Regions from separate parts of the Homo sapiens genome. Here region 2 is linked to region 1. A link is an interaction called in ENCODE POLR2A ChIA-PET data of the cell type or tissue named here. Cell type or tissue: IMR-90. All regions are shown on one strand.

What was found. Peaks named below come from ENCODE experiments on the same cell type or tissue, not always from the same donor. Only the 100,000 strongest peaks of a DNase experiment are listed, where the experiment ranks them.
Region 2: POLR2A ChIA-PET joins it to region 1 with 6 read pairs; 2 of 35 experiments call an interaction of 5 or more read pairs at or near these places.

What each region holds. Positions count from the first base shown.
Region 1 is chr15:34,854,141-34,856,640 of GRCh38, reverse strand. AQR (aquarius intron-binding spliceosomal factor) reads left to right here. Exons shown (of 35, transcript NM_014691.3): 35 at 1-2,500. Among named protein-coding and RNA genes, the nearest start is that of ACTC1, 60 kb to the right of the region's middle. In IMR-90, no CTCF peak of the experiment used is centred here; a DNase peak (open chromatin) is centred at 1,080.
Region 2 is chr15:34,681,850-34,684,349 of GRCh38, reverse strand. No RefSeq gene overlaps it. Among named protein-coding and RNA genes, the nearest start is that of LINC02252, 27 kb to the right of the region's middle. RefSeq lists an enhancer at 1,140-2,339. In IMR-90, no CTCF peak of the experiment used is centred here; a DNase peak (open chromatin) is centred at 1,479.

The DNA.
Region 1 (2,500 bases):
TTTTTTTAAATTATGTGTATGAACAATTCTAGTTTCATTTGTTCAATCAGAAGAGCAAATAACCATTCCTTTCATGTTTTGATCACTGAGTGTGTCTGTAATCATACCTACATTAAAATCATTTTCTATGAATATATAATATATACTTCACATTTTTAGTGAACTTCTCTAAAGAAGAGGACAGAATATACTGGACTTAACCACGAATACCCTTGAGTGTCCAAATTGGGAAGGAACTTGTTTCTTCTGTTATACTATCAAATGCTTAAATTCTGTTTCCTTTTTTCTTACCTTTGTTTGCTGTCTTTATGTAAAGATATTATTAGCAGTAAGATACAGGTTTCTTCAATCTATCAAAGTGGTTACATGCATTTCCTTCTCTCAAATCTTAGAATGCCTTAGAATCACCTAAGATGTCTGTTTATTCTTGAGGCACACCTCAGACTGAATGAGTCAGAATCTCAGGATTAGAGCCTAGGAATCTATATTTTAGGAGGTTCTCCACACCACTAATGTTTGGGTTGCTGGCAGAGTGGCATCAGCCAAGGCTGGTTAGGCTGAGCCAGGATTTGTCATCAGCTAAATAGGAGGACTCTGCCAAATCAATCTGGGCAAGAAGCAGGATCCTGAGTCTGGGCAATGAGAGTCAGAGAACTTAACTCCTGTGTGCAGGGTAGAATTTTCCCATGGCAGAAATTCTGAGTTTTCTGCCTTATTTTTCTTGGGATAACCAGCCACAAGGAGACCTTCAGGTAAAATGTGGTTCAAATATGGGAAGGCAGAGGTACCTGGGACCTTGCTACTCAAGTATGATTTGTGAACCAACAGCATCAACATCGTATTGAAGTTTGTTATTTATAGAAATGCAGAAGTTTGGGCTCTGCTCCAAACCTATTAAATCTAAATCTACATTGCAACAAAGTCCCCAGGTGATTCACAGGCACTTTGTAGTTTGAGAAGCACTGTACTAAGATTACTGTGTTGTCTTCACATGAATGAGGCTATAATGTAGAATTACCAGTGAATGTGACTAATGTTTTCTGACAAGGGACCTCTGCTTACAAGGTCCCTGGGCATGGTGCCCAGAACTGGAAAAAAAAAAAAAAAAAAGGAAATGTTTATATGTATGTGTAGAGGGGAAAATTGCCCACTAGTTCTCTATTTCCCATTTTGATCATCTGCTAGAGTATCTAAAGGGGAGGGGAGCATTTACCCCAGAATGTCTCCTCTAGTGCATCCACCTATGGGCCTGGCCATGTCCAAGGAATCTTTGAAGAAACAAGCAAGAACTGCACACTACCATTGAAATCCTTCTGGTCCTGACATTTTGAAGGAATGATTGCTTCATAGGGAAATTAAACCCAGAAAGTCAAGTCAGTTATATTTTTGAGTGACTAGTGTTTGCTCAGCTCTACCAGGCTGTGTTGAATATGGTACAGACTCTCATTTTATGATGTATCCTACTGCATCAGGACATTTGTGTCAATGTCAGGTGATGAGGGGAAATGAAAGTGATGAGACGATGAGAGGAGTGAAATACCAAGGACGCGATACTAGGAAACCCAGGTCTATTTGTTATCAGAGTAAGGATCAAGCCAGATAGCCTGTTATGTAATTTCTCCGATAAAAGATTTTGAAAGCAGGTGCTGTGGGCATCTGTATGGGGAATCGCACTCATAGAATTATTTTCATTTGTAAATATTTGGTATCAGGCCAAGCAAGGGAAAGAAGCTTTACTGTATTACCATCTTTCCTGGAAAAGATTGATTTTTCTCTCTCCCTTAGGGGATATGAGGTATGATACCTGCAACCAAAATAAGCTGGCTGTTAAGTGCTCTCTCCTTAACTATTGTCCAAGCAATGTACATCACTCTTGCCTAGATGAGTGACCATACTTTTTTCTTTGCTGCTTGGTTTTTCTATCACTAAAAAGCAAATTTAGGTGGAAGATGGATGGGTAAGTCCTTTGTCCTTGTCAAAAGAATTTAGAAAGGGTAAAGGTGGTGGGATTTGAATTCTTTTAAACGGTTTATTCATTGGAAAGGCAAGTGAGTGGCAGTTGACTGTAGAATCTTGGGAATTTTTGAAGGAATTTAAGAGCTGTACTTATTTTAAATAATGAGGAAACAATCAGAGAGACTTAACCAGGGTGGCAACTATGGAAGAGTGGGGGTAGAATCCAAGTCTACAGTTCTACGGCACTGCTTTGTTTATTTTTTCAATCAAGCACACATGAGGGATTGCTTAATAAATTCAAGAGTTTTCTATATAGTTTGGGATTACTACAGACACAGGTACTCTAGCCATGTGACTATTTCAGATTAGTGTTCCCATTGCTCTCCATCCTATTTTTCATATCTAAATGTGTCATGATTTTAGAATCTCTTTGTAAAGAAAACCAAAAAGAGCCATGCCCAAAAGAATGAGCATGAAATGAAGCAATTCAAGTATTTAGAATTTCTTCTTCTTTTTTTTTTTTTTTTTTCAAAATTCTGAGTTA
Region 2 (2,500 bases), 170 kb after region 1:
GTTTGAAACCAGCCTGGGCAATATAGTGAGACTTCATCTCCATGAAAATTTGCAAATTGGCCAAGTATGCGCCACTGCACTCCAGCCAGGGTGACAGAGCTGAGACCCTGTCTCAAAAATACAAAAAAAAAAGAAAATTTAAATTGTATTAAATACTTACAATAAAGTATGCTAAAGATAACACTCAAAAGTCATCACTTTCTAATGATTTTTACACATACTATTATCTATGCTCTTGATGCTATTTATGGTTGTGTATATGTGTTGGAAAATACTATAGAATAGTCAGCTATTGCACATCTCTTCCAACTCTGTGTTCAGTGACATCACATTGGCCTTTTTTTTTTTTTTTTTTTTTTTTGAGATGGAGTCTCGCTCTATTGGAAGGCTGAAGTGCAGTGGTGCGATCTCAGCTCACCGCAACCTTCGCCTCCCAGATTCAAGCAATTCTCCTGTCTACATTGGCCTTTTGAAAAAGTTATAGTGCAAATATTTACACCATGGAAATGGTCAGATAATACAAATCATGGCCTGCTTTATTGTTTTGCTGATTGTCTAGATTTAAGGTATTGATAGAGAAAATGTTACTAATGCAGATTAAAATATGTAAGTATATTGTGCCTGTAGCCATTAAATTGTGAATGGCACAAAAATTATTCTTCCAGTTTTCAAAAGTCATTATCTGAACCAGCAATGGCTCACATTATTGACAAATGAGTGAAGGTTTGACATAAGTCTTCCTTATTTAACTTTCATAGTATTTAATAACATAAATAAAAATATTGACCAACATTCAGATCAGAACCACACTCATTTGTTTACTGCCACAGAATGGTTATGGATACAAGCGTTCAGAAAAAAATCAACAAAAGCATTCTGTAGAGTCAATTGGCTTTATGGAATTTATAATAAAAAGTATTGTACACTTTATTATTCATAAATTATATGTTGCATGTCCTTTGTATCAGTTAAATTCATATCTTATATATAAATGCTAATATATATTAGTATATATACCATATATGGCATATAAAATTATATATACATATATATGTATATATGTGTAATATATACTTTTTTCCCCAGTGAGCCAGGTATTAAACATTTACCAGCACCACACTGAGACTACCAATATATTTACTACATCTTTGTAGTAATTTAAGTTAATTTTGTTTGGATGTCCTTTAGAAAATATAGTGATCTGATTTTAGATTTCCTTAATAAGTTAAAAGGTAGATTCAAAATGGTGTACCAAGTTTATTTATGTGGGGGCAGGGATCTGAATGGACAACTTTGCTTTGGTTTAATTCACTGGAGACTTCGGAAAATCAGTGAGGTTTATTTTACTAAATCATGAGGTTTATTCAAGTCTGTAGCTTGAATCAATTCAAGTTCTTGGTAGTAATAATAAGCTACACTGATAAAGGGATTTACCACAATCACATTGTTTTCTTTGATCACGATGAATCATCCTGGGTATGGCACATCTGAACATGTTGATCCCCGATGAGAGGTGAGTGTTCAATGAGGAATGTGCCCAGTTCTGAGCTCACCCTAAGGGAAATGAGAAATTTCATTCGTAGACTGTTTCTGCTTCCTTTTTGACTCGCTTTCCCCTGGAGAACAAATACACATTCACCTGCTGTTCCATACCTTTATCATCTTACCCAGTGGTAGGAGGAGAGATCAGCTTTTGGCCCCTGGGAATGCATGTTAAAATTTTATTCTCTTCCCCGGCCAGACATGATTTGGGCATGAGCTCTCCTTGGGTAATTGGCCCTCTGGGCTTTATTTTTGAATGATGGTTTCTTTTCTCAGTAAATGTGATACGTGTTGAAATGGGGAATAAAAAGAATAAAATGGGGAATGAAAATCAGTCAGTATGACTTTCTCCATAATCTTATTTCTCTTTATTGCTTATCACAATAATGCTTCTCTTCTAGTTCTCAACATGGTTAAACAAATCTTGACATTTCATCTATGGTTATTTTTATGATAGTTATTGTTATATTGATGATAATTATTAATACAAGGGTAGTAACAGTTATTTATTGATCCTCTGCTATGCATCAAGCACTAGACCAAATACTTATAACTTCTCTAACCCCCAGAACAACTATGCTGATAATCATTTTCTCTTTAAAAAGAAGAAAATTAAAATCCAAAGATATTTAATAACCAAGGTTTTAACCAAAGCCTGTCTGACTCCAAAACTCCCATTTTTTCCACTGTAGTAGGATTTTTCTCTTCCATCAATAACTCATTAGGACTGAATCCTGTTGGAGGAACATGTTGAATGATGAGAAATTGCAAAAGTTGCGTTTGAGTCATATTAGCCAAGAATCCATATTGGGACCTTCTTACTTTAAGCTTGACCCTTTGCTAATGAATTCCTTAATGGCATTGATAATCAATGTGCTTTTGGTGTCCTCACCAAGATCAGGCAGAGCCAGGGCAATAAGTGTTCAGAGAAACTTCATGAAAACCCAGTGACTATCTG